Linked DNA regions of Mus musculus: region 2 is linked to region 1. Evidence: chromatin loops called from intact Hi-C (ENCODE). Cell type or tissue: heart. All regions are shown on one strand. Links, peaks and the distances in the headings refer to the core of each region. The heading gives the core; the rest is flanking DNA. Region 1 has its middle 54 kb from the start of Gm32769. Region 2 has its middle 29 kb from the start of Gm32769.

The links. Hi-C counts contacts between places; a loop is a spot of excess contacts. Peaks named below come from ENCODE experiments on the same cell type or tissue, not always from the same donor. Only the 100,000 strongest peaks of a DNase experiment are listed, where the experiment ranks them.
Region 2: a loop joins it to region 1, with 2.1 times the contacts of the local background. A loop is called at or near these places in 1 of 42 quality-filtered maps.

The regions. Positions count from the first base shown.
Region 1 is chr9:71,312,085-71,327,108 of GRCm38, reverse strand. No RefSeq gene overlaps it. Among named protein-coding and RNA genes, the nearest start is that of Gm32769, 54 kb to the left of the region's middle. In heart, for the core only: CTCF peaks have their summits at 6,661 (motif pointing right) and 10,962 (motif pointing right); DNase peaks (open chromatin) are centred at 5,048, 7,138, 9,328, 9,838 and 1 weaker place; H3K27ac peaks cover 681 bases; H3K27me3 peaks cover 680 bases.
Region 2 is chr9:71,395,295-71,410,318 of GRCm38, reverse strand. No RefSeq gene overlaps it. Among named protein-coding and RNA genes, the nearest start is that of Gm32769, 29 kb to the right of the region's middle. In heart, for the core only: no CTCF peak of the experiment used is centred there; a DNase peak (open chromatin) is centred at 5,328; H3K27me3 peaks cover 984 bases.

The sequences.
Region 1 (15,024 bases), core at 2,988-10,987:
GTGTGTATGCACATGTATGTGTGGGCACATGTGTGTGAAGGCCAGGCCAGGGGTGAACCTGAGGTGTTCTTTTTTGGGAACGGTATACCTCAGGTTTTTATGAGACTCTGACCTGTCAAGCCACTGACCTGTGGGGTTGTTTGTCATTACAATACAACGTATCTTACTCTGAATAATATTACCACTCTCATGTGCTCTTTAGGAGGTTATTTTCCCAAAGATCTGTATTAGAGTTTTTGGTTATAACCTCAGAACATGAGAGAGAGAGAAAGTTGTCACGGCCCTTGAATCCTGGCCCTGAAAGCAGAGTTAGCATTAAGTTGGTCCCCCCTCCCCCCCCCCCCATAGCTAGGCACCCATGGACAGGTGGTGGCCCAGTTGCAAAGCTGTGCTAACTATGGCTTGGCCTCTGTGTCTCTGCCCAGGAGCCATTTTCCTTGGTATAGAGAAGCTCCGTCCCTCCCTGGCAGCCGCTTTGCAGGCTGAGCCCCTTGGGCAGCAAGAGCATCCGGAGTCTTCCTGTTTGGGATCCTGTGCCCTGGCTGGCTCCTGCACTTACAAGCTACATTTTCCTGTTCAGGTTGCAATGTTCTGTGGAAAATGTGAAGCAGAAATTGTTGTGATAAGCCTGGAGCTGAGGGGCCTCTGGGGAGCAGCCCTGGTGAGCTGGGTCACCTCATTTCATGAGGGCCAGCCCTGGGGGAGACTCCACAGGCTTAATTAAAGCCAGCAGGAAACAAGGGAAGAAAAAAAAAAACCCAGGGAAAGAACAGCAAAACCAAAGCCACCTCTGTCGGCTAGGAAGCAACCTGGGGATCCTACACACTTGAACCCATTCACAGTCCAGTCAGTCTCTGAGCATCATGGACTAGGGAAAGGCAGCACAGTGGCATTGTGGGTAATAGAAAGTGGAGCCTGGGGAAGTGAAAGAATGTGAGCAGAAAGGCAAGGAGGCTGCCCCAAGGAAGTCTTAGCATTCCTCTGGAAACTGTAGGGCAGAACTGGCCGTACTGTCAGTGTAAGAAGCTGGGGCTTCCTAGCCAGCCAGCCTATCCTCATTGGCCATTGAGAGACCCTGCCTCAAAAAGCAAGGCAGATAGCTAGCTTCTGTGGCATGCATGGCACGGGAGGTTGTCTTCTGGCCTCTTCACACACATACACACAGATGCACATGCATGCACGTGTACACCTGCACACATTGTACCTGCCACACAAACTGGCACAGACATTTTAATACACACATAAAAGAGGCTGCACCTGCCTTTTCTCTAAAGGCACTGGTCCACCATGGGACTGGATCCTTCATAGTGACCAACTGAAGGTTCCACCTCCCAACAATTGCCAAGATGGCAGTCAGATTTCAACATCAAGTTTGGAGAAGATAGTCAGACCAAAACCAGGGTACTGTGGCTGGGGAAGATTCATGAGCCTTCACCTCTTCAACCAGGGACATCATGTTTTTTTTCTGCCTTAAGTTTTGTAAGAAAGAATCCACAGATGTGACATGATTTGCCCACATTCTTGCTAAGTTCAGGACCATTGTAGGGCCAACACCCACATCTCCTACTTCCAGGCAAAGTCTCCTTGTTCTCCAAGACATGCTCCTGGATCAGAATCAGCTGGTGTGTCTTCATTCCTGCCTGAGCTCAGGTACCGTTGTCCTTTCATTCCAGATTCTGAAGAGAACCGGGATTTAGGGTAGAAAGGACTCTAGTCTCGGGAGTGGGGTTTTGTGTTTCACTAGAGAGGACTTGTTCAGGTAGAGGTGGCTCTTCCACATTGTATGAAGAGAGGCAGACATAAAATGAACCTGAGCCCCTCATCTCCAACCTTCCTCTCACTGTGAATCTACACTCCCTCAGCCCCTTGAACTGTCTCCCTCGGGACCATCCCGAAGATCCAGCCCCAGCTTCCTATGTCAGATGCGGACTCCCTTCCTCAGTCTATCATCACAGGACACACTGGCTTCAGAGCCAGCTAGGGATCCCTTCCATTTCTGATGCACCCAGCTCTTGACAGCCATGACTTCCTCTCTCCAGCCCTATCCCCGCACCTGGTTCCAGACTACCCATGCTCAAGAAGAAAAGGTCCTCCATCATCTATTACAGAGGAGAAATGGCATGGAGGGATGGAGGGACACATCCTCTGCTCAGTTCCTCTGCTCTGTAGAACTCCTTATTACTGCCCTCTCGGGTCACTGTTGCTGGTGGCAGAGGACTTGGAAGCAGCCGCTCTGGGAAGGGCTAGTTCAACCACAGAGAGAAAGCAGCGGTGACTCAATGTTCTGCTCCTTGAGTGACACATCTGACTCTCATCTCCTAGCCCACATCCACCCTGCATGTCCCCCTCAGCTTTGTGACCCCAGCACATGTACAAAGCTCCAGAAACAGCTCTGCATGCAGTGCTAGATGTTTGTTTAATGTTTAGTGTAATTCATATGTGTATACTGATATACTGATGTGTATGTATACGTACATACTGGATTAGTACACTTTGTTCATACAACATTCATATTTATACATTTAGTAATATTTATGTTAGCATATGCTTACATAGTACATTATTATATGATATATAACTTGTAATAATTGCTGTGTGTATGAGTGTATGTGTGTGAGAGAGAGAGAGAGAGAGAGAGAGAGAGAGAGAGAGAGAGTGTGTATTTCATTATCACATGGGTTCTGGGGATCAAACTCAGGTCTTCAGACCTGTAGGACAAACACTTTCATCTGCTGAGTCACCGCGTCAGCCCCTGAAGTAGTTTAAAAACTCCAATGTGTGCACTCCCTGACAAGCTGTGAAAGCACTTAATGGCTATCAACAGGATACTGCTTGCCATGGCCAAACCAAACAGGCACCTGGGTCTACAGGCACAGCTCAGCTGGGAGGCCTGCAAGCTGCTCTGTCTTGGAACACACCCACCCACCCACCGGCGGGTGTCCCAGCACTGGGAGGATGCCTCTGAGGAGGCTCCTGCCTCGCACAGCACAGCACAGCACAGCACAGCACAGCACAGCACAGCACAGCACAGCACAGCACAGCACAGGACAGCACAGGACAGCACAGCACAGCACAGGACAGCACAGGACAGCACAGCATTGCAGCACAGCACAGCACAGGACAGCACAGGACAGCACAGGACAGCACAGGACAGCACAGCACAGCACAGCACAGCACAGCACAGCACAGCACAGCACAGCACAGCACAGGACAGCACAGGACAGCACAGCACAGCACAGCACAGCACAGCACAGCACAGCACAGCACAGCACAGCACAGCACAGCACAGCACAGGACAGCACAGCACAGCACAGCACAGCACCTCTTTTATGGGCCTTGATTTATTCACCTGCACCAGGGCTGAGGAGAGGGAGCAGGAATAATCCTTCTCTACCACGGGCCTGTGAGAAACAATTAGAGAAGCACTGAAAAGTGTTGGCATGAACAAATTCATCTGAAAAACCACTTGAATGGGTCTCTGGGGAAGGACAAACAGACTTTTACAAGTTCACAGTTACTTAAGCTAAGTCCAGGTGATGATGTTTTATTTCAGGAAAAAGAAAACACCATGTGCTAGCCTAGTTGCTCATGTTGGGACTGGGTGAGGACTGTCTGGGGAGGAGGGGTCCCAGGACCAGTCAGTCACCATTCCCAGCCACACACTGGCTGCATCTCTGACAGCACCCCAACCCCTACCACCTCCTTGTCCAGATGACAACCCCTTTCATAGTTCCTCATAGCTTTATGTAGCCTTCATTACTTTTGTCTTTGTTTAGAAAATTTTCAGAGGAAAATGCCCTGTAAGAACTCAGAGTTTCCCTTTGACATAGCACGGGGGCAGCTAAAAAATGTCTGCCTTGGTCTCAAAGTTTTCTAATTAGTCCTCAGGAATAAGAGGACCACCCATTCTAGTTGGCAAATATGACTATCTCCCTCTTCTCTCTTCTTCCTTCCTTCCTTCCTTCCTTCCTTCCTTCCTTCCTTCCTTCCTTCCTCCCTTCTCTTCCTCCCTCCCTCACTCCCTTTCTTTCTCTGTTCTTTATCCTCCTTTCCTTTTAAATGTTATTTTAATGATTTACTGATTCTTGTAGCTATGTTTATAAAGCTGGAAGCTGTATCTGTTTGGTAGTAAAAGTGACTTTGTCATCCCAACAACTTGGAGAGGAACAATCACAGATTCATGGTATTTTATCTTAAAAACGTGTTGCTCTAGATCTGAAAGGACGTAATGTCATTTAGGCCTCTGAGAACCACACCGACCTTCTGGGTCTCAAGTCTTGCTTGAATAACTTGAGCTGCGAGAGTAGTAAGGAAGGATAAATATAATTTTCTCCTTCAGTAAGCCTGACGCATGCTGTGGCTGCTCCCCTCCTCCTTTCCTCTTCCTCCTCCTCTTCTTCCCCCTCCTCCTCTTCCTCACTTCAGTCATAAGAAAAGTCAGTTGAGGATATGAAGACAAGGTAGTGCAACTACCTAGTTATTGCTATATTCTTTTGACTCACCACTTAACCTTTGTGGGACTGTGTTTGCTCATAAATAAACACAAGCAGCTTGAACTAGATTACGTTTGTCAGAAGTAGAATCCTTTTCTCAAAGTCTTGCTCAGGGCCTTCTTGTGGGAGGCAGACAAACTGGGAGTTTATGGGTTTGAAGGGAGTTGGAATATTGCTTGTCCAACTCCAATCCAGGGCCCAGGCTGAAGAGCCTGGGAGGCAGAGTAGGGCTGATTTCCGATCTCTTCCAGTTCTGGTAGGTGAGACTATGAGGATCACAGACCTTGGCCCCTCTCTCTGATGCTTCCTCTCACCTTGTACCTTCTCTGCTCCCCATAGCTGAAGATAGGACCATCTGATTCAGATATGGCTCCATGATAGCCGGGCCAGCCCACCCGCTGCCAGCATACCTCATCCTCAGCCTTCATCCTCGGCTCCCCTAGCCCTACCCTGTTCCTGAGGCCCTGGCAGATGGGAAAATTGCCCGAGCCCTGGGAGAAGGCCGGTGGAGCTTGGGGAGCTGGTGACCTCACAGGGGAGGAGATCAGAAGAGGCTGAGCTCATCTGACCCAGGGCTGGACAGCTGTGAGAACAGAGGGAGGCCTGAGCCACTCCAGGCAGGGAAGGAGGAGGCGCTGGGGGGCTGTCTCCCAGCTCCAGGTGGTACCTGCTTTCCCTCACAGTCATTTTTATGTGGGCAGTTGGAGAGAGAGAGAGAGAGAGAGAGAGAGAGAGAGAGAGAGAGAGAGGTGGAATCCCAGCTCCTTTCCCTTCTAATTGATTTCCTGCTCTGTCTGTTTCTCCCACCTCTTCAGACTTTATAGGAATTTTGGGTTATTCAGCACACCCACCCTCCTTCCTGTCAGACTGGACTTCATTTCTCACATTCCACTCGGGGCCTTGGCTCCTAGAGCCAACTGCCCTGGTTAACCTAGGTAAGATATTAAACTTCGCCCGCCTGAGGGAATCACCCATCATCGGCCCCCGAGGCCTGGATCTCTCCCTGGTGAAACTGTGGTGATAACAGTTCTCATGGTATTTCCAATTAAAAATTCCTGACGTGCTTCCAGCCTCAGCCAGGCACAGAGGAGGGTGACGGTGAACAAATGGTGACAAGGAGAGAGAGAGAGAGAGAGAGAGAGAGAGAGAGAGAGAGAGAGAGAGAGAGAGAGAGAGAGAGAGAGGAGGCTGGAGAGAGGAGGGGCCAAGAGAAAGATGGGTGTGGCTAAACTGCCTAGGTAGGAAGGAGGGAAGGAGAGAGAAGCAAGACTTGTTTGTGCCAGCTAGGACAACTGAGTCAGCTGGCACTCTTTTGCTGTTCCTTAATGAGCTGAGCACGGTGTTTTGAATTACTCTTTATTAGCGTAGTTCTATTATACCTATCTATCTGTACCTGAGGTTCTCCAGGAGGAAGGAATTTCAGAGGCCTAACCCTTTAAGGAAGGGGAATTCTCCTTGTTTGTCGGCCCCACATCTACAGAGAATCATGCCCAGCAAGCTCTGACTGCAAGGCAGAGGTACTTGACAAATAGTTTTTGTTGAAAGCCCTGTATTCACCCAGAAGGCGTTCTACAGGAAGAGATGGGAATGAGAAAGAGAAGAAAGGGCAGTTATGTAACGTTCCCAAACACAACTGGAGAGAGCACACTACTCAGAAGAGGAAGTGAGAACCTGCCATTTCATAAGCAAAGGAGCACACCAGGAATCCCACAGGCACCCCACTTCCACACAAATCATGTGGCAGAGGGAGTCACTGGGATCTAGGTTGTCAGGGGGTCACTTCAGGAAAGTCACACAAAGGTTTCCCTGAAGCCTGGGGCCAGGAAGCTCTCTCAGTCAGATCCAGTCTCCCTCAGATCCTTCTCATCTCACCTCAGAGGCCAGAAGAGGGCGCATTGCAGTGTAAGCGGGTCTTAAGCCTCCGCCATGTCTCTCCCTCTCTAGTTCCCATTAAAGTTGGCAGTCAGGATTGACCATCACGGAGTCTGGAGCGTGGCTCAGTTCTAACAGTCAAGGGAAGGCACTGAGGCTGCAGGAGTCTAGTGGGGATACAGAGGACGTGGAAGCAGGGAGTGGAGGGTGGGTGGTGAAGGGTAGAATAATCAGGAATGGAAAGTAAGCTGCAGTGAGTGAGTGAGTGCAGAGAAACATAGTCTAAGTGAATGAGAATTAACCAGTAGAGGGCGCTGTGGTAGACTAACCAAAAGGTCTGATGCTAGAGGAGATGCAGCCCCAGTTGGGAAAGAACTTGAGAGACTGAACTGAAGGATTCAGTGAGAGGTATAAGGATTCTCTGGATTCTTTTCTTCCACGCTGGTGAGGCAGGGTGGTAGATAACACTAACTAGGCCCTGGTGTGGGAAGCTGATGACAGATTTTACTAAGCTCTTCTCATGTCTAGACCAGACCTCCCCGCATCACCTTGAGCTCGACCCTGTGGCACTAATCATTATCTGTGCAATTTTGTGTTTATTATTTGAATTTCCTGGAAAAGTATTAGTTCCATGAGGGTGGGACCGAGGCTGCCTTATTCTCCAGGAATCTGCAAGGCTTGCCTTGTTGGCATCCAACAACTGTTCATTGCGTCGATGAGTGACCATCTGCCTTGGCCCTGTCCTGCCCATGGGAAATCTCCATTTGGAACAGTCCCCAGTTTTGTAGCCTCCTCATATCCCAAACTGGATTCCTTACTAACTTCTCATGCTGGAGTTGAAAGACCCTGGGCTGGGAGTCAAAAGATTGGGCCTGAAGTCCCACTAGTTATGCGTTGTACTAGCAAAAGATTTATGGAGAAGTCAGAAATATGGTCCCGATGTGTTAAGTAACCTGAAAACCAGGCCTCGAGAACACAACCAGACAAGTGAGCCACAGTGCGTGTCAGGTGGAAGGCACTGGCACCAGGGTATCTGGTAATGGCTCAATTTGTATTCTTCATTTCATATGTGTTTTTAGATTTTTTGTGTGTACTGATGCACATGCACGTGAGGAATGTGTACATTTGGAGGCCAGAGGACAGCCTCAGCTGTCATTCCTCAGAGGTACTCAACCTTGTTTGTTTAAGACAGGGTCTTTAATTGGCCTGCAGCACACTAAGTATGTTAGGCTGACTGGCCAGTGAGCCCTGGGGATCCACCTGTCTCCACCTCCCTGGTGCTGGGATTACAGGCCCCGTCACCAAGCCCAGCTTTCTAGGGATCATACTCAAGTCTTCAAGCTTACAAGTCTTCAGTCTTACCAAACGAGCTATGCTCCAGCCCCTCATTTTCATTTTGTTTTCTTTATTTATTTTTTAAAAGATGTATTTATTTATTTTAAGTATATGGGTGGTTTTTTCCTTTTTTTTTTTTTTTCTGAGACAGGGTTTCTCTGTATAGCCTTGGCTGTCCTGGAACTCACTCTGTAGACCAGGCTGGCCTCAAACTCAGAAATCTGCCTGCCTCTGCCTCCCAAGTGCTAGGATTAAAGGCGTGCGCCACCACCGCCTGGCTTGTTTTATTTTTTAAATCATATGCTACAAGAGGAATCTCAGAGCAGACCCGGGATCTCCAAGGAATGACTAGTTTCTCCCTAAATATTGGTCTGCTTTGAATAGAAATTCTCTAGGGGAGTCTTTATAGGCACTTGGGTCTTAGTGTTCCCTGGGAAGGAGTCAAGAGTTAGAGGCCTTGGGTAGGGCTCAGACTTGTGGGCCTGGGAGGAAAAGTGCTAACTTCAGCCCAGGATCTCGTTCTCATCTCAACCTGTAGTGTGACCATAGACAACAAGACACTCAGCCCAGCCCAGGACATGCTTCTACGTGTCCTACATGGAGAAGTTCTTCTCTAGTCTAATTGCTGCCCCCAGGGTGATCTGAGAATAGCAATGTTGCTGCAGATACAGAAGAACAAAGCCGAGAAAGGCAGAGCTAGAGGCACCAGGCCATTGACCTGTTTAGGGACACTATGAGACACATGTTCAAGTCTCCAGATGTCTTTGCTGTTATGACTTAAAGGGCTAAAACTGAATCTGGTCCTGAACATTGATTGCATTGGGGCACTGGTCACCACTCAGCTTCTGAAGTAGGTTTGCCCTACCTACTTCTAAGACCACTGTGTTCTGACAGTAAGAGCAGTTCTTGAAGAACACAGAAGACAACTATGAACATCGTTGTTCAAGCATGTTTGTTTGTAGACAGCTTGCCATTTCAGCTGGGCTAGCTGAAGTGAGCTCTGGTATTACAAGTCTGTGTTAGCATGCATTGCCTTCTTTCTCTTTGTAAATTAAGGATTCCAGGGATCGAGCTCGGGTCCTCATGTGCCTCAATGAACCATCTCCTCAGCCAGCTTTGTCCATCTGTCCTTACTATTTACCAGGCAACAAAGCCATCCACCCTTCCAGCCGTTTAGTGATGTGCCTACTTTTCTCATCTCTGCCTCCCAGATGAGAACATGAAGTACAGCTAGGACTTGTCCAGGGTTGTGAGGCAGTGCTGAGAATATTAAGAGTTTGGATTCAGGCAGCCCAGGGCCCAGCGACCAGGCCTATAACTATCACTATAGATTCTCTCTTATGCTAAGTATGTGTTTCCTGCAGCTTAGTTCCACTCCAGCTGGGACACTTCTAGTCTAGAGTTCATGTTGGGTCTCTAAGAAACATCCAATTGCAAAGCAGGCAGCGTGCAGAGGACTGCTGTGTCCTGGGGAGAGGAAATATTTTGCTTCGTGAGTGTAAATGGTGCGTACAGGTTCTGCAAATTGTCCTCCAGGGGCTCCAGGCTGTGCTTACAGGAAATGCTCAAGTGTCCACTCTGGACAAGATGAGCCCCAGGAGAAAGAACAGGTACCCAGCTCCCATTTGCTGGGTTCAGTCAACAGCCTAGGCAGAGCTGACTGCCAGACCTCGGACCTTGTATCGCCCACAGAGGCCTGACACTATTCCAACACATCAATGGTGAACTCTCTGGCCATGGCGTGAGCTATCTCAATACTAAACAACCAAGATAAACACCAGGACACAGGAATTCAAGCTCAAAGTGTGCCGACCAACAGATGACAGCATGTGGACCACTGAACTAGGTCCCATCTTAACGTAACGGACATGCTTCCAAATTAGTGCTTTTTAACCCCTCTTGAAATTGCTTGGATTAGAATAAACTTCCCCACAAGCCTGGAAGCAATATGCTACAGTTCCTCCTTTCGCATCAATCTTCCAGCTGTTGCTTTGCTAGGATTAATTTGCCTCTGAGGGATTTCAACACCCTCCTCCCTAGTGGATTTTCAGAGCCTGTAATGTCATGTAATCGGGACCATGTTATTTTTGTCTGGATCTCTGGGAGTGATGTAAGAGGGGAAGGAAACTAGCTGACTCCCAGCCATTGGACCAAAGGTTAAATTAGTCTTGGCCTTTCCCCAGCTGGACAGATCACTGGCCAAGCATTTACTGCACATAGCCACACAGAATGGGAGTCCTCTCCCTTTCTTCTGCAATTACTTCCCCTAAGATATCCTTCCCAACCCACAACGCCTCAAGTAATCCATCCATACTTCCAACCCTTTCACCCCCTCCCCCCATCTTCGAAGTACATGCGGAAGCCCCTTGTGCAGGACGGTCATGGCATAGAGATGTGAATTTATGAGAAAGGACGTCCATCACTCAGTGGCTTCTTGGAAGACACACTGCCTGGTCCTCAGCCTTGTCATCAGTGTGGAAGTGGGTATCACACAGACCTCAGAAACACCGTGGTGGCTCTAGATGTACTTTCCACGTCACTGCCAAACAGCGAAAGCCCCAACCACTGCCTAGACCAAGAGCTGGTCTGCTTGAAAGACACAGAGGACTGTCAACACCTTCAAGCTAATACTTACAGCAAGCCGTTCTGGGGACCTGGAAGAGCATCTTCAAAGAACATGTCTTCATGCTCGCTTTTTGTTTTGCATTCTAAGGCAGGACTTAAGCTGTGCCTGTTGAATAACACCTTAGGCCTGGTGAAATGCCTGGTTTTTTGTTTGTTTGATGGTTGGTTTTGTTTTTGTTTTGCCCTTTCCTTTTGTTAGTAAGCAGCCACTCATCAAATGGCTTTAGGTTAAGTATAGGCTCTTGGGAAAATACCTCTCTAGTAGCAGGGGACATGGTAACACAGCAAAGTGAACTGGTACATTGAAACTCAAAGAGAGCTGATATTTGCTAAGACATCCTCAAGTCTGTGCAAACTTACCGTGCGTTATTTCCTTTAGCAGGTCCAGGAGGAAGGCTGTTTATTGTTCTGCTTTCAGAGTTGGAATTCACACATGGAGAGTCTGAGAAACAAGCCCAAAGTCTTGGAGGCAGACTGAAGAAGGTTTCTGAGAGGCTAGGGTGGGCCTGCCAGGCTGTCCTGCACTATTTCCCAGCAGTGGGTGACCGGTCCAGGCTCAGCTTCTTCCTCTGTGGAGTAGGGACAGTGGCATGCTCCTGTCCTATAGACATGGGTCACAGGTGAACTCAAAGTGCTCACCAGCAGGAGGCACTGTGCAAGTGCCTTGTGAGAGACCTTATCTTCTCTGCATCACACCGTCCACCCGAACACCCATCACCATTCTCCCACAGATTTTGAGAGCTCAGCATTCAGGCAGGAACTGAGGTCTTGGGTCCCTGCTCTCCACCTTTCCCAGTCCTAAACAGTCACAACAAGCCAGGTTTGGGGCAAGCCTTGACTCTCAGTACTCAGGAGGTGGAGGCAGAGAGATCTTTCTAACAGGATGGCTGAGTCTCTGTGTTGGAATTGGTCTTGTCTACAAGACGGTTCCCCATTTTCTCTGTTCACTGACTGGGTTCTGCAAGACTTGACTGTGTGCAGATGCAGGGCCAGCCATTCCTGCCACGCAGAGGTCCCTGACCCTTCCTGAGGTGGGATCAGGGTGGTGAGTAAAATGGCTTCAGGCAAGCAAAACATCACTTTCTGTTTGTGTTATCTAATGGAAGATTTTTGACTCAATCAAACACTTTAACTGAACCCTTAAGGGCCTTGGAGAAGATTCTGGGTCAGCACAAGGTTTGAACAAGATCTTTGCTGGGAGATGAGTCCAGGGGCAGGGGCCTCCACACCTCCTTTGATCCAAGCTTTCCATTGGCCGAGGGGAGAAGATCGGAGGACAGTGCCAGAAACCACATGACTCAGGAGAGCAGGAGTTATTGCTATCCCTTCCATCAAAGAGAAGCAACGTCGACTGGGTAAACACAGGCGCGTTTCCACTATTTATTCATGAAAACCTACCCCAGGTTTGTGAGTTAACCGCAGCTATTTTGGAAGTACACTGTTAGGCATTCAGGCACCGAAGCCAAGCTGTCAACGGGGCCTTCATTATCCCTCTTACTAATCGCCACTGACTGTTTTATATTCTGTTCTTTCATTTCCCCATCAGCCAACACAGAGAGTAACCAGGACATAGAAACAGACTTAAAGCCACTTTGACTAGTCTGAACTTAGTTGGAGATTAACTTGTGTGGTTAAGAACAATGGTGATAGCCTTGGCCAATTTCAAATGAGTAACTTCCACAGAGGGACCATGCTTAGAAACAGTTCTTGGGCTAAGCCAGGGTTCTAGATGCAACCACTCTCCTTTCAGGGAAGTTATTGTCAGGAAACAATTGTCTGGTGGGTCGTTCCAAGTACCCACCTCAGGCATTGGGGAAGCTGACATTTGGGTCTCCCATCTGAGCACTAACCAGGCTCAAGCCTGGCTTAGTTTCTGAGATCATATGAGCTGTGCTCAAGGTGGTATGGCCACAGATAGCGTGTGGATCTCAAAGGGGAATATAAAAAAGTGCTACCCCAGACTCCCAGATAGGTAAACTGATCTGGTGTGTCTGAGGGGAGCTTGGAGACCTTTGCTTTGCAAGTGTTCTGCTTAATCTGAAACGCAGAAGGCTTTAGGGTCTACCTGTACCCCACCCCTCACCTTGCACTGCTGCAATTTAAGATAATACCTTCATAGTTGTCTGAGGAACTAGAGAGTGTGTGTGGAAACAGCATGATGCTGGTGTATGGCCACAGCTGAGTGAAAAGATGCTTGCCGTTTTGAGAGCCGGAGCTTGGCACAGGAGGACACTCCATAGCCTCAGCACATGGAAGCCATTTGTCACAGATTACCCTGGAGTCATACAGTTGAACCTGAGAAAAGGAGTGACCAACTGGAACCACTCTCAGCCGGGGCTGCTCTCACGAATCCTGGGGCTTTCCTCAGGCTGAGTCTCGGGGCCAAACCATATACTTCAGCTGCCCCGCACTGTCTAAATGGAAAGCTCTGTATCTTGAAGTTAACAGCTCAGAGACACCCTCGCCTGTTCTCCGAGTCATAGGTCAGCAGGCTGCTGAAGGGAGAAGTCGCAGGCCAGACAGGTGCATCCACCTCAGAAGTGTTGGCTGGACCAACTGGTATCAGCAGGTGACCCTGGACAGCAATTTTTTCCTTTAATATGGATTATTAAATGTTTGAGATTTCCTGTTTTATGATCATACGTGTGTTTAAATATTTTCTCTGAACCAGGATTTCATGTACTCTAGGCCAGCCTCAAACTCAGTTATGAAGCTGAGGTTGACATTGAACTTCTAATCCTCCTGCCTCTGCTCCCAGATGTTGGCAGTATAGGAACGCACCATCATACCTGTTTTCATACGCTTCTGGGGACCAAACCCAGGGCCAGCCAGGTGCACATTAGGTGAGCGCTCTTATCAACTAAATTACATCTCCAGCCGAAAATATTTTAATTACTTCATCTCCAGAAAGTGGAAAAGGCATTACAAAAATCCAAACACAATATAAGATTCCCAATTAGTTACAGGAAGCAACTGAGGTTTAGGAAGGGAAGGGAGAGAAGAGGAGAGGATGTAGGTGGGAAGGGGAGGAGAGGAAGGGTAAGAAAGAAAGAGAGGGAGGGGAGAGGAGGGAAGGGTCTGGAGTTTTACCACCTTAGTCTTCCTTTTTGTTTTATAGTAGACTAGGTAAATAGCCACACATCTACTGTTCCTTCAGCTCTTTGATTTCTTGTTACAAATAGCTCCAAAGGGTAAACCAGTGAACTGTGGACCAGCAGACACAGCTTCTGCCACCGAGAGAAGGGACTTATATAGTAGCAGCAAAGAGCACTTCCGAACCTCAAGAGTCATAGATATTTTAGCCTGTGTCGACTGACGAGATGCCAGAGAGGTTGTGTCCTGTGTCCTGCCATATAGCCATGCTGGCTCTGACCTCTGGGATACCGACTGCATACCTTAAATGTGCCTCCTACAATCCTCTTCAACTGGGAATGGCTAAACCTGAGATGAAAACACTGAACCAACGGCAGTGGTCTGTGTCTTACCCATGATTCCTCGGTGCTGACAAGGGACAGCAGCACTTCACAGTTCAGGGCCTCTAGTCTCACCACAGTCTCAAAACTGGACCGTTTGAAAAGAGATTCTTTACTGCTTCTGTGTTCGAGGCTGAGAAGGTATCTAGGTGAGCAGCTTACATTCCAGGTTTCTCTTTGGAGGACGTCAAGACCTCTGCTCAGTCTCCAAACTGCTCCACTAGTCAGTATCATAAGCCTGGTATGCTCTGCAGCTGAGAACAATGCACGGTGTCATTGCTTTACTCTGCATAGACCCGGTCTCCCCTGTGCCTAATGTTACTCAGCTTTCTGTAACCATCACAAAATACCGGAGGCAGTGAACTTACAAACTGAAAACTTTCTGGTTCATGGCTTCACAGAGTCTAGACCATGATTGGACAGATTCATTACTTTAGAGCCTCTGCTGGGGATGCCAGGAGACACCTCATAGCCAGAATTCACTTCAGGAACAAGCTTATTAAATCTTAGTTAGTGGTGCTCAGGACCTGCCACAGCTTTCGGCCATGTAACAGCAAAGACATTCCACGGACACACTCTCAGCTATCTCTAAAAGATGGTCAGCCTGAAGAATAACAAAGATGCTGGTGTGACTGTGAGAATCTGACCACCCTAAGTCTTCCAGGAGGTGGTTGGGAGTCTGAAGCCAACTGAGCTGGGAGTCCAAGCTCCATCCATCACCTTCAAAGCCAGGCCTGCCCAGGGGCTCTCCTGGGGTGGGCTGCACTGAGCCACTGTGCCCCATTTGCATCTCTTTGTTTTCAGTTTGTCCTTTGCACGTCACCACCTGCTGTACCTCAAGGTGGGAGTCCATTAAAATGTTCTCAGGAGAAGGTGCTCCCGGTTCCCACAGCTCCCTCAGCCAAACCTCAGCCTTCCTCAGAGGTGTTCAAGGCAGGGGTCTGTCTTCCAGGCATCTGACTCCGCAGACTAAAGCTCTTCCAGTATTTTCTCTCATTTACAACTGGCTACTTAAGCCTCCCTGGACACACCTGGCTCACTCCAAGCCTTGGGGGTTAGAGAATGCCCAGGTCTCTTCACAGGGGCTCGCTGATGGACAGTGGGTGTTAGGGGGACAGAGAGCAATCAACACACAGGGCTAGGCAGATGCACACACAGTGCTGGAGACACGAGCAGCCGTGTTCCCGAAAGGAGGATAGAAGAGGCCGTCAGGTCCCTTGAAGCTG
Region 2 (15,024 bases), core at 2,230-10,229, 84 kb before region 1:
GAACACAGTCAGTGCTTGATACATTAGTTTTTGTTTTTGTTTTTAATCTCATCAATGAGTTTATAGTAGTAAAATACTTAGTTGGGGGCTGGGAAGATGGTTTAGCAGCTAAGAGCATTGGCTGTTTTTGCAAAGGATCCTGATTTGATTTCCAGCACCCACATTCTGGCTCACAACTGACTGTAACTTCATTTCCAGGAGCCCAGTGCCCTCTTCTGGCCACCAGGGGCACTGCATACACATAGTGCACATACATGCTGGGGGGAAAACCCCCAAGCACATAAAATAAAAATAAATGTTTAAAAATGTAAAACAAACAAACAAAGGACCCCGAAACCCTTAAAATATTTAGTGCTATGGCAGTGATGAGGCTGACATAAAAATCAGAGAACATTTTTGTGAAGTGCTGTACTCGGCGTTGCTTCCTGAGCTAGAGGTTCTAGAACCTGGCTGTCATGATCCCCTTTCAGCTTTCTGTCAGCCATAGTGATGTTTCCCTTTATTCTCCTATTCTGTTTTTACTTTAAGTCATGCATCTTCCTCTCTCTTCTGTTGATGTGGACACCTAGGTGGCAGAGAAGCCAGGTACTTTCTCTTGTCTAAGAGATTGACTCCAAATCCTCTTGTGCCCTTCCATGGACAAGTGGGAGCTAGTGAGCACACATTTTCTGACACACTTTGTAACTTTGCCTAGCACTGTAGGAGCTGCGGGGTTTCTGTCACATCAGTAAACCCTAAGTTGAGTGTCACACATTGTTCTGGTATTTTCAGCTCCATATTGTATGTGCGGGAAGATTTGTTACTCAGTGTGGAAGAGAACCATTTCCAGTGTGTGTTACAGTCTCATTAACCAAACCCACCGAACACGGGCTAAGAGGAAATGTTAAAACAGAATTCTCTGAAATAATTGCTCTTTTGTAATATTAGGAATATCTCAATGGTGACAGTTTGGAAATACTTTAGCTTTTAAATGCTGAAACCAAATGACAAATAAACCCTTGTGAATCATGTTCCAAGAAGGACAGTGAACATTCTCCCTACAGCTGTTCATGATATAATATCAAAATGAGAAACATGAACGTGTGAAACAGCAAGCCCGTGCTGCTCTGCCTTGCTCGTTCTGCAGAGAGCTCTAATGTGAAGGCATCCTCAGGAAGATGCAGCAGCCGTATTTCATCCGATCATCATTTAGCCAAACCACAACAATACTCCTGGGGCCTCTTCAGCTTCACTGACAGGGCCTGTCATTTGAGTTGCTGCAAATGGGATCCTCCACAGGGAGGCTAACTCCAGCTCTCTGTGGCCAGAAAAAAGCATGGATCTTTTAAAGAACAAACAAATTTTGTTTGTTTGATTTTTAAAAGATTTTATTTTTATTTTCATGTGTATGAGTGTTTAGCCTTTATGTATGTATGTATGTATGTATGTATGTATGTATGTATGTATATATCTATATATCTATGTATATATATATATATATATATATATATATATATATATATACCCTGTGCATGCAGTGCCTGTGGAGGACACTGTATACCTTAGAACTGTACTGAGTAGCCATGTGTTTGCTGGGAATTGAGTTCCAATTCTCTGCAAGAGCACCCAGTTCTCTCTCTCTCTCTCTCTCTCTCTCTCTCTCTCTCTCTCCCAAGACAGGGTTTCTCTGTGTAGCCTTGGCTGTCCCGGAACTCACTCTATAGACCAGGCTGGCCTTAAACTCAGAAATTCACCTGCCTCTGTCCCCCAAGTGCTGGGATCAAAGGTGTGTGCCACCACCACTGCCCGGCAACACCCAGTTCTCTTAAGCGATGAGCCACTTTTCCAGTCTCAGACTAATTTATTTTAAATATTTATTTTATTTTATTTTTGTGTGAATGATGTGTGTTTGCGCGTGCGAGTGCAACGGTCACCCAAGGAGAAAAGAAGAACAGGGCATGGGATCCCTTGAAGCTGAAACACAGGTGCTTGTGAGCAGCCCAACGTGGACATTGGGAACCAAAACTCAGGTCCTTTGCAGGAGTAGTACCTGCTCTTCACTGCTAAGCCATATCTTCAGCTGGTAAATACAGGTACTTGTGATGTTTTCTTTCTGATGTAAGAAGAGAGGTTTGTTGTGTTGTTGGTTTGTCGTCAGGGACTTTAAAAAATAAAAGTGAAACAGACACGGGCAAGTGCATATGGTACTGATTTTACTGTGTACCTGAGCTCCTAAATTGCTGAAATTCCTGTTTACATCAAAGGTGGGTTTAAACAACAGAAAGTAGAATTATAACTTTTTTTTAAAAAAAATCCATAATCTTAGTCAATAATTTATTGGCAGAATTCCCCTAGCAACTTAAACTTTTATGAGAGTAGTAACAACTACCATATGGAGCCAACTTGTTCTGCACCAGGCTTGGGATTAGGTGGCCTTAGATGTTGTATCTGACCGAGCTTCATGATCATCTCCTGAGATGCTTCTTCCATTCTGAAGTACAGAACACAGGTTCTGGAGGGTTTCTAAGAAGGCTTCCAGCTCAGGATTGCCTGTCCACCGTGGACGCTCATCTCACACCTGCCTAGGGAATCAGTGAGGGCTAGGGATGTAGCTCAGTCGGCAGAGAGCCTGCCTAGCACGCACAGGACCTTTGCGTTTATCCCAGAACAGCACAAGAGGGGTCATAGTGCACTCAGGAAGCCTCAGCACTCAGGAAGTAGAGACAGGAGGATCAGAAGTTCAAGGGCATCCTATACCTACTGAGCAAGTTTGAGGCCATCCTGAGATATATGAGATCCTGGTCTCAAAAACAAACAAACAAAAACAAAAAAACCACAACAAAAAAAAACCCAAAAACCAAAAACCAAAATAAAAAAAAAAAAAAGAAAGAAAAGAAGAAGAAAGTTGTTCAGGTGTAAAGAGGTTGCTGCTTAGCATAAGTTTGAGCTTTAGAACCTAGGTATAAAAAACTGGGAATCATGCTTTCAGTCACAGTGCTAGGAAGGAGAGAGTTGGATCTTTGAGGTTCAGTGGTTGGCCAGCCTAGGCCTAATTTGTGAGCTCCAGGCCCACGAAAGAGTCTAAAATAAACAAGGTGGTACCCAGGGAACACTGTCATAGAGTTCTGGTCTATGTGCACACAGATTCATGCTCACTAGCACATGTGTGTATGCATGGGTGTGCTCGTGTACACACACACACACACACACACACACACACACACACACACACACACAAATTGGTAAGAACATGGTTACTCATACCTGTCAATAGAGTTTTAGGCTGTGAGTATATAATGGATTATATAATCCATTTGGCTCTCTCCACCCTGTGCTTGCTTTTGGAATGGGTCCTCAGTGGGCTGGGTTGAGTTGGGATTGTGTGTGTTTTCTGAAACCAAGCATTTGTGTCTCGCCTCTCCGGGTTCATCAGAAATGGTATCTCTCCTGGGTGTCACAGCCTCCCCAGGAAGCCTCCCTGTTCCCTGTTTCTGACTGGCCGACAAATCCCTGCTAATCTGGGAGTCCCTGCCGCTCCAAGCAATGCTAATGAAGGGCAGTGGGCTTTGATCATGGACATATGCCCTGTGATAGATGCTTGCTGGCCTGACACACTTTCCCCTCTTGACTCAGGAGTGGGAGGGGAAGGAAGGCAGGAGGTGTCAGTTCAAGGCAACTGGCTCTGTCACCCTTTCTGACATGCCCATTCATCAGGTGGGTCCTTTCTCCATTCCCAGAAAGGACGAGTCCCTCAGGAGATGTGGTTAGAGCAGGGTGGGTGGAATACAACCTGAGCCTCATTCTGAGCTTGTTTGTATGAGAAATTATTCCCACGGTGTTCTGATCCAAGATCTTTCAAGAGAGGCGGGTTTAAGTCCATAGGGGTTCAGAAGGAGACTGCGAGCCCATGAGATAGAGCACTGCAGGGTAGATAGATCCCAAGGGCTGTAGTTCATGATTTTTCCCGCTTCTTGGATTCTCCCTAAGCTATCAGGGTTCAGGGAGTTTCCAACGGAACAACACAGCCTCTGGATTTAGGTTCTGTAAGTTCTGATCCTTGCCTCAGTAAAACTACTCTCTCCACCAAGTGGCCCTTGATTCTAGAAGTGGCCTATGGGCTACTTCCTCCAGGGGTTCCTACCAAAGCTCAGGCTAATCTCTGCTTCCCAGTACCAGGGGAGGTGCCCAGGTTTACTTAGGATCTGTGCATAAGAGCTAGTCATGAGTATATAAGCAGTTCATGGAGCCCTGAGTGGGACAGCTAAAAGAAAAATAAACACATAATACATGAAATCATAGCCTTTCACCAAGGAAAACACACACTTAAGGTGTTTCCTGATGAAGGAGGCTGTGTGGTTTATATTGGTGATCTTGGTGATAGCTTCTCTTTCCATCAGCTCTAAGTTTTCCCTCAGTCCCGTTGTTCGATCACTCAGTATTGGAGTCTTAAGCCTGTGGTTGTTTGGGTGTTAATGGCTACTGTGAATGTTGTACGAATAAGATGAGCTCATGGTGTTCAGTCTACCAGGCCTGGACCATGGAGGGGAGCACGAATCTCTCTAGTCTCTCTGGAACTCCTTCTTCTCATTGTCACCCAAGCGTGAGTACAGGCACAGTGACTTGGCTAAGAGCTGATGGAAGAAGGGGTCGGGTCAAAGTCATGGTCCTTAAAAGCTGACATTTAGAAGACCAGAATAAGAGACTATATTAGTTACCTTTCTCATTGTTGTTACCAGATACCCAACAAGAATCATCACAAGCTCTCTGCCTGTCACCACACGAGAGTGGCAGACAAGGCAGTGAGATGCCCCAGAGTGCAGTTTATCTTCTCTTTTTATTTACAGGTCTGTGTTAGAGACTTTCAGCTCTTTCATTTTTTGATTTATATGAGGCATCAACATGCTCTATCCATGTGGTCAGACCTTTTTTTTTTTTGGTTTTGGTTTTGGTTTTTTTGAGACAGGGTTTCTCTGTATAGCCCTGGCTGTCCTGGAACTCACTTTGTAGACCAGGCTGACCTCGAACTCAGAAATCTGCCTGACTCTGCCTCCTGAGTGCTGGGATTAAAGGTGTGCGCCACCATGCCCGGCTGTGGTCAGACCTTTTACCTCTGCCAAATATAAATGGCTGGTCATGTTTTCACATCTGTGTAGGAAAAAGTCGCAATACTGCTCTATAGATCTTGGTATTTGGGCTCATGGAAATGGCTATGACTGATGAGGACGATGCTAAGAATTAGAAACTGGTCTCTGGTATCCAGCAGTTCTCAGAGACTGTTTATGAGCCTCCAAAAACAGTGAGTTCTGAGGCCAAACTCTGTGTTGAGTCAGGGCCAGAGAAGTTGACTGGTTTGGAATTGACTTTCTCTCCAGGGACCCTTAGAGTAGAATGACCTCAGCCTAGGACTTGCTTCCTGGAATGGTGACTCTCCAGGGGGCTAAACCCACAGTGTCTTCCAGAGAATGAAGACATCACCCACAGAGCAGATTGTCTTCTGTCTCTGTTGAAGCCCAGTGAATCCTTTGTGTTGGTGCCTGAGGAAGCAGGGAAAGTAAGGGGGGAATTGGAGAATGAATGGCTAAGCGAGCCGAACTTCAGATACTTGGTGTTTTGAGGAGAAGCTTCTGGGGTTCATGGTACCCACAGATTAGGAAAGGAAGCGAGCAACTGTAGAATGTTTTGGCGGTGTTCTCTCAACTCTCAGAATGAGTCTTCAGGATGTGGAGGAGGAAATGGGATCATTAGAACAGGGTCACTTCCCTAAGGCCAGCTGACAGCTGAAGAACTAAGATTAATTCGGACTTTTCTCTTTCTGGAATTTTCTGTCAGACTGGGTTGAGAAATCTGGGAAGTGTCCATGAGCTTCAGCGAAGTGAAAACTGATAGTTATTAATTTTGAGGGTAATGAGTTTGTAACGTGTCTGAGAGCTAAAAGTCATAGGAGTGTGAGGTGTCAACTCATGCTTCCTCAGTCCATGAAGTCTACCACTCCCTCTTCAGACCAGAAACCTTGCCATATCTGGGAGTATGGCCATGGAGAGGGGATGGGTTGGGTTCTGACTTCCATGGGCTCCTGTCCTCTTCTCTGTCCTCAGTGAATTTGCAGCCATCCTGAGATCTTCTCTGAGCTGAGCCCAGGGAAGCCGCGCTGGACTGCAGGAAAGCTATAACTTCCCTCAAGTTACAGCTAGTCCATGTAGCTGAGAGTTACATTCCAGATGACCCCAAGGATTCCAATGCCCCAAGGGATGGGCTTAGTCTCTAGGTGTGGGGTTCCCGTTTTTCCCCTTTGGCTACTGTCCTTCTTCTGGAGGGGTTGGGAGCCAGTGAGGGGAAGGCACAGAACCAGACAGCAAATATTCAGGCTTTGTAAAAAGAAGCCATAAACAACACAGAAAAGAATAAACATGGCTGTGTTAAAACAAAGCTTTGCTTAGCTGGTGGGTTGTAGTTCTCCAGGCCCTTCTGCATGCTGACAGGCTTCCTACGGTCCCCAGGTGAGCTGGAGATGTAGTGCAACTGAGAGCTTGCTTTGTACTCAAGGCCTTGGTTCTATTTCTAGGACGGCACCAACCAAGTATGGTGACATAACCTGTTATTCAGAAGACTTTAGAGGTGGAGGCAGGAGGACCAAAAGTTTAATATCATCCTTGGCTACAGAGTCAGCCTGGGTCAGCCTGGACTACATGAGATCTGGCTACAAGACAGAATCACCTCCCCTCAACCCCACAGTGATTCATCACTTTGTATCTGTTAAGATGGCTACCATCAAAAGAGTAGAAATATACATGAGGTCCTGTATCCAGTCCCCAGCTTCTGAAAAAACAAATAAACAAAACCCCCAAAATAAAAACTGGAAAAAATCAAATATTGGAGAGGATGTGGAGAAAATTACTATATGAAATTCAAAGTGTTCTATTCCCTTAAAATCTGCACAGTAGTTCTTTATATAACTAAAAACAGGGCTACCTTATAAGATTAATTATATAGTCACACTTGTAGATTATTCCCCAAAGTCAAAAGATCCAGGAAGAAGCAACTCAAATGCCACTTCCCCACCCCAACAGAGGTGCAGGGAGGCAGGTGGTGGTATACCCATTCAATGGGATTCTGACACATGATACAACATGGACATTACTCAAAATAAGCTATATGCAAAGTGTAAATACTGTATATAAGATATGGAGACCAAAAAAATAGAGTGGTGTTTCCCGGAGGCTTGGGGGAAGAAGAACGGGGAGCTATTATTCAATGGGGTGGAGTTTCAGTGCTGTGAGGTACAACATACCCTAGAGATGAAAGCGGGTGCTGGTTACGCAGCCTTAGGAATGCACCTGCTGTCACTGAGATGTCCACGTCCACTGTTAACATAGTAAACCATGTGTCAGGTGTGTTTTACCTCAATTAAGAACAGGAAAAGCTTCAAGTGATCCTTAGGGGCTGAGGAGACCGTTTAGTCCATAGACTGCTGTGAGCAAGTATGGGTTCCAAGTTCAGATCCTTAACCTCCATGTAAAAAGCTGAATATTGCAGTGCATGCCTGCAACTCCCAGCACCTCCATAATCAGGTAAAGCACACAGTTCCATTGCACAGCAGAAGAGCATCCAATGCCCAAGCTCCTGCAGTTGGTGCGGACTCACCGAGCACGGACAAGAGGCTAGGAACCCCGAAGGAGACTGGCCATGTCCACTCACCACTCCCAGCACACGGGGTGGTGTCTAGTCTGAAGGCAGAGGTAAAGGGTCTGACCACATGGATAGAGCATGCTGATGCCTCATATAAACCAAAGAATGAAAGAACTGAAAGTCTCAATTCTCCAACATAGACCTGTAAATAAAGAGGGAGGGTAGACCGTGCTCTGGGGTATCTTGCTTCCTTGTCTGCCCCTCTCATGTAGTGGCAGCCGGAGAGTTTGCGATGATTCTTGTTGGGTATCTGGTAACAACAATGAGAAAGGTAACTAATGTTCCTTTGTCTTCTACCCAGCTAGTCTTGCTGAATTGGTGAACTTCAAGTTCAGTGAGAGACCCTGATTGAGCAAGAATATACCATGCTGATCTCTGGCCGCTACATACATGCTTGCTTATATATGTATACACACACACACACACAGAGAGAGAGAGAGAGAGAGAGAGAGAGAGAGAGAGAGAGAGAGAGAGAGACAGAGACAGAGAGACAGAGAGAGAGAGAGACAGAGACAGAGACAGAGAGAGAGAGAGAATGATGAACACTTCAGTGTTGAAGAGCTGAGCATGCCTTTGGCCTGAGTTGTTGTTAAAGGCTGAGACAGAATTGCTTGAATCTAGGAGTTTGAGTCTAACATGGCCAGGATAGCAAGACTTGATTTCTGTACAGGGCTGGGGAGAAGAAAAGGAAGCTGAGCCACAGGAGTGGAGTCCCCTGCATGGACACAGTGACCTGCTCATCTCAAGGAACAGTCTCCATTGGAAAACACTTTAAGCTGCTGATGCCTGGCATTGTGCAATGCACTGGGTTGTGGCAGGAAGCAGGGTAGGTCACTGTGTCATGATGCTCCCATTCCTAGGCTGCAGGGCAAAACCACAAAATCAAGAGCAAAACACGGTGTGTTTTTAAATTGGGAGGAGTCTAGAGGGGATGCAGGTGACATTAGAGAAAAGGGCAGCAGCAATGCTAGTGTGATTAGAGAAGAAGCAACTTGGTGCCACTCAGGGAATACCTTCCAATCCCTTCCCCTTCCCTCCCATGCTCTCCTTCCCCCTCCGCTCTTCTCCCCTTCCCTCCTCTCCCCTCCCCCTTTCCCTAACTCACTCTCCCCTTCCCTAACTTACCCTCCACTCCCCTAACTTACTCTCTTCTCCCCTCCTCTTCCCTTCCCTTCTCTCCCCTCCCCTCCCTTTACCTTTCTCTAAGGCCCCTCCCCTCCCCCTCTTTCCATTTTGTCCCCTTCTCCCTCCCCTCTTTTCATTTCTCTCCTTTCATAAACGGGCTGTGAAGCTTCCACTGCAACTAAGGAGGAAGAGGCCACAATAAAGGGAGAGAACCCTACAGTAAAGACACCCACTGCATGAGACGCCAGTGGAAAGAGCTGGAAGAACGGAGGGAGGCTAGCAGGCCAAGTAGGGCAGGAGAGGCGTGTGAGGAGGGCTAGCACCCATGGTCCAGAATGGGAACTCGATTCCAGGGGCTATGTAAGTCTGTGAAGATTTCTCCATCTAGTGTCCAGCCTTGCCTCCCCTCTCCTCCCCTCCCCTCCCCTATGGAAATCTCCCAAGGGAAAGATCCCTAGGGCTGGTCACAACTCACCTCTGCAAACCATTTCTATTACCCATATGGAAAAAATCTAGCCAGCATATTTGAGAAGTTATAGGATGTACATAGTTTTTTCAATGTTTCTTTTAGGGACCATAAACTTTCAATTTTATGATGAGTTAATATTGATTCTGGGCTGTAAACAGCGGGGCCAGTTTGATTAGAAGAGTGGCAGTTTAGTACCAAAAAGGGGATAAATGCTTTCCCTTCTGGTCTTTCCCTCTTTTCCCACTCTTTCCTGTCCCTTCCAGCCCCACTTCCTCCTCCCCCCCAGAATCATAACATACTCAGATCTAATGTCCAGCTCATCCTCGGAGGTCAGTATGGCCTCCAAGGGTGTCCGTGCACCCCTTGGAGCTCACAGTCTGAAGCCAGGGACAGATTTCAGTTTGATGCTAGCTTTAAATTTAGCCAGGTCCTCCACATCAGAACGTCCTGGGTGGGAAAGGACTCCTGAAACCCACTAGAAGTTAACTGATCCCAGCTCCTCCCTTCCCCTCCCCAGCAACTCTCCAGGAACCTAGTATTTATTTGCAGGGCCCACAACAGGAAGGCCGGAAGCAGGGAAGTGCTGGAAGCGGGGAGTGACAAACTCACATTCTAAATAGAACAGTATTGAAGGAAAAAGAAAAGAAAAGAAAACCCAAATCACTCCCTCAAATGCCAAACAGCCCCTCTAGCAGGAAATGATAATTGGCTTTAGGAACGTACACCGTTTAGGGGAGTGCACCGGGCGGGTGGCTGAAACCTTGGTGTGAGGCCGGCAGGCTAGCAGAGAAGGGGCTGTAGGTGGATTGACAAGTTCCCCTTCCCTAGACTTCCGGGGTTGTGCACCTAGTTTTGAAATTTTCCAGGACATCCCAGGAAGGCAGAGATGTCAGTGGCTTGCACATGTAGGCAGGTGAAGGGGAGGACGGACACCAGACATTTTGCTTCGTGACCGCTCCAGTTAGAAGCTGTACTAGGCGCACATTCCACTAGGTGCTCCATGCTCTTTAGTCTCCAGGGTTGTTTATTGAGTCAGTCCTGTAGGCAGCCTAGGGCTGTGGCTTTGGTCATGTTCTGCTTCCAGATTGAAGAGTGTCATGCAGCTGTGGATCAGAGTGACCTGCCCTTTGCAGGAGGGGCAGAGAAATGACCGATCTTGCCCTGAGTCTGAATCAAGAATAGAGTAACAAAAATCCTGACAGACGTTGGAGATGGTCTTTGGAGACTCCCCCGCAGAGGAAACTGCCTGGAACCTTGGGGCAGCTGGTATTCAAAGCAGCTGACCAGGCCTCCCTCATCTCTGAGCTGCTGCAGGGTCATCTGATAAATCCATGACTGTGGCTTGCAACCAAGGACCTTTGATGTCAAAAGGTGACCAGGACAAAGGGGCTGGATGGAAATGAGAGCTTCTGCATATAGAATAAAGCACAAATTCACTAAGCTGCAGTCTCGGTTTCTTACACTCAAAACCTATTTTTCCCTCCTTAGATCTTCTTGCTTAAATTATGCAAATAGACCTCTTTTGGTCTCTTCTTGTCTCCCAAGAGACTGCCAGCATCATTACTTAGACTGTTTCCCAACTTCTCTGGAACTGTCAGTATCCTTAGCCTGGTAGATAAGGTCTGTCAACATCTGGTACCATTCTGACCTTGTAGCTTGCTCCTGATATCCTTAGATATCTAAGGACAGATTGAGTGGGATAACTTGCCTTTTCTTAGCATTAATGGGAAGGATCTGCTTCCGTGCCTGTGTATGCCCCACCCTCTCCCAGGACTATCTCCCCAGGCTTCTGTGTTCTCTGGAAGTTCTGTTTCGTTGGGAAGAATTCAGTTGGAATAGAATAGTGAATGTGAAGCCATTCCTGGCCATCTAGCAGGAATCAAGCTGGTCTCCTTCTGTCTTCCTACAGTTCCATCTTGTACAGTTATTTATTCCTCTGTCTTGACCTTGAGCTGGCATTACCCCTACCATACATACACCATGTATGCTCAGGAGCCCATCCAGGAGTCTGTGAAGGTCAGGATAGGTGTCAGATCCCCTAGGACTGGAGATATAGGAGTTTGAAGGCATGGGTGTTGGGAATTGAACCCAGGTACTCTGCAAGAGCAGCAAGTGCTCTTAACTGCATCTATCTCCACGCCTGCCTCTCCCCCATATGCCTTTTTGAATAAATGTCTTGGTGATAGTCTTAGATGGGATTGATGGAGGAGACTCAGAAATCAAAGAAAGCAGAAGCAGGCAGGCATCTCCAGAAGCAGAATTGTTTTTAATCAGAACAACCAAAGGACACTGGTCTCTCTGTGGGAGTGGAGCTAGGTCATTAACCCTTCAGGGCCTGTACTTCTTTCACAAGGCTTTGTAACAGGCGGCACTAAACAAATTCACTCTGAGTGACTTATTTGCCAGCTCTGGTCGATAAGAGTAATTAGTTGGGTTGGTTTCATCGAAAGTCAGTCCTCTCACCTGCAGTCTCCTTGTGAGTCTGCTTAGCAGGGCATATCACCCGAGTGTCCCCTCCTCCTCTCCCTCTCACATGGTCCACCCAGTTTCCAGCACTGTGACTAACTTATGGAAGAAAAGAGACGTACAGTTGAGTGAGTGCCTTTGTCCTTTTGTGCTCCTTCTGGGGTGAGTCCTGATTCAGACCCACTTCTGGAGTTTGTGCAACAGCAGAAAGGTTCCCTCCCCCCCCACCCCCTGTCCCCAACAATACAACTGAATGTCTAAAAGCTACGACCCCCCCCCCAAACTGTTCCACAAAATATGTTTTCTTCTCCTTGCCAAGTATGCTTTCATAGCCGGCATTTCCTCCCCTGACTCCCTCTAATGATGTGTATGTGTGCTTGTGCATGTGGAAACTCAGGGATGATGGTGGGGACCATCGTCATTAGCTCCTCCACCTTCTGCAATGAGGCAAGATCTCTCAGTCAAACCCAGAGCTCGTCGGTGTGACTCCTTCTGCTGTCTGGCTTACTCTGGATACACTGTGTTTCTGGCAAGGATGACAGACAGTTCTCTCAGTCTACCTGGCATGTAAATGGACTCTGGGGGAACTGAACTCCTGTCCATATGCTTGGGAGGAAAGTGCTTAGCCACTGAGCCATGTCCCTAGCCCCTAAACTTGCCCTTCTTTTCCTTCTAGTCTAGAAATAGATGGCTCAGGAAAGACCTCTGTAGACTTGCAACCTCCAGCCTGCTCATTTCTCATTCTCTGTTGGGTCCATCCTTTAATTGGAAGTTCCTCTTGTATCATAGCTGAAGTGCCCTACCCTAAAGTGCTGTCCTTGGGTACCCTTTAGGGTGCATGTCTCATTGATGCTCCCTGGTCTCTGAAGGCTAGACCGAGGATGAGAGCAGAGGAAGGAGTTCCTGGGTTCTGGGCGTCAGTGAATAATCAGGAAAAATTGTGTGGGCCTCAGGTATGTAAGATCTTTCACTTTATAAAAAGGAGAATGGCATGAGAGAGCTAGAAAGGGCCCAGAATAGGATCCTTCATGCCTGGCTCTGAAGAGTATCCTATTCTGGCTTTATTCTAGAACTCAGTAGACCCATCCAGAGACTAGGCAGGAAAAGCCCTGCCTTGGCTTCTTGAGCTGCCTCCTACACCATAGTGAGCATCAGCACCCAGAGAGCCAAGCATTGTAGCCCTGAGTGAATCAGGGATGCCAGTGACTCTGGATGCCACCCTGGCCACAGGGACAAAAAGCAGCCTCTTTGCAGGTTGTGGAGTTAATCTGAGGCCAATGCTTGGTTGTGGAGGTCTAGATGCTTTTCCCTTTCAGCGCAGTTTTGCCTCCCTTCCAATCCAGGCAGGCGGGCAGGACCCCTGAAGGCCACAGTCACTCGTACCTCTTTGAATGGAGCAAAGCTGGTGGCTGGCACTTTAAAGGAAGCAGAAGAATCTCTGCTAGAAGGCTCTCAAATGGGCTTCTGCACACAGCTGTGGCCGAGCTTTTGAAATATTTGCAGCCTCTGTCTTCCTGCTGTGAAAGCTTTGGCCCACAGCTCAGGCTCTGGGAGCTGTTTGCTATTCTGGGCAGTGGGTGTGCAGATGAAAGGGCAGATGGGTTGGGGAGGACTCATTCCCCAAACGCCCATAAAATTTTTGATCTTTGGCCCCTGCTGTAAAATGATTCTGGGAATGTGCTCAGCTGGGAGGGCTCAGGGCACCAAGATGGGGGACTCTTGTGGCTTCTGGCTAGAGCACAGGCCGCTCTCAGTGACACCGAGGATCGGGAAGGTGTTGGGAAACAGGCTGCGTGTAGATGATCGATTCAAAGATGTAAATACTCCACCCACTAGGAAAAGGAAAATGTGCCTGTGGGTGTGCTTTGCTTTACCTCCTGGGCTCAGGAGAGTCAGGCCCTTTGACTAGCTGGACACCTGGATATGAGGCAAAGAAACTACCCTGAGCCTGGAGCTCAGCCACTGCCTCCTTTCCCATCTTAATTTCACAACCTGGAAGATGAGGGCTTTTGGACCATTTGTTCTAGAAGTTACCTTTCCAGCTGCAGTTACCTTTTCAGTGGAGTCCAAGAGGCAATCTGGAAAGATCTTCACAGCCCCGTCCATGTTCATGTGATTTCCAGCTTTTCAATCAGCAACAGTGCTTTCTGAGGGTTGTGGATTTGAATTTAGAAGCCAGAGCAGATTTAATCCCAGGCCTAGCCTGGACACAACAGCTACCATGTTGGGGGTGTATTGATCATCTCTTTGAGCCTCAATTTTCTTGTCTGTAAAGTAGTTTATGGCCTTCTTCCCCCGTGGCTGGGTGAAGTAATGGCTGTCGGTAGTGGCCCAGCCTCCATGCTCTCCCTTGGCAAAGCTGCCCTGCTCCTGGCCCTAGCAAGTCTGGTTGTACTTAGCAAGGCAGAAGGCTTCCTAAGTGGGGCCTCCAGGGCCCATGATTGGGTGTGCACAGGCTCCCAGGCAGGTGGAGCAGAGGGACTTGACCTAAAGAAGAGGTGCCTTGGACAGCTCTGCTGTTGCTCAGGGTCTCAGATCTAGAGGGTATAGGCAGAGGCTGTGGAATGGGGGTTACTGCCATCCACTTTGGGGTGTGTGTGTGTGTGTGTGTGTGTGTGTGTGTGTGGCAGTGCAACAATGGGAAGATGGTGGTGTCTGGAGTCAGGGTGAGCTAAGACTGTTTAATTTGACTCTGTGTCTTAGTACTTAGTAACTTACCTGTATTCTGCTAGGGTTAAATAAATGAATGTTTAAAGAATAAAGGAAAGGATGTATGGAAGAAAGCTAAGCTCAATTTCTTTCTCTGCCCCATGAAATCTGGTATTTGTGATTTCCTTATTTATAAAGTATGGCTAATAATATTTACCACAGAGTTGCTAAGACGATTCAGTGTTTCCACCAGTTCATCTATCCTTTCCTTCCCCTCTCTTTTCCTCTATTTTTTTCTAACTCTCTCTCCCTGGTCCAGCCAGCCAGCCAGCCAGCCACCATTTGCACAACTGGGATAATAGCAATAGCAACAAAGTCATAGCTGAAAAATTTCAACAATGATAAGAGAAAATGAGTGTGCATATGGAGACAGATGTCATTAGGAGTCCAGCTGTGGCCTAGAGACGATGCTACTTTCATGGTGTTAGCCAATGAGGGAAGGCTCCCAACTGCATTTTAATGTGCGGGGGGATAATGATTCTCTAGGTTTATATATTTTCTTGCCCTTGTTTTCCAACTTTTTATAGACTTACTTATTTTATGTATACAGTATTTTGCCTTCCTGTATGTATATGTCCTATGTGCCTGGT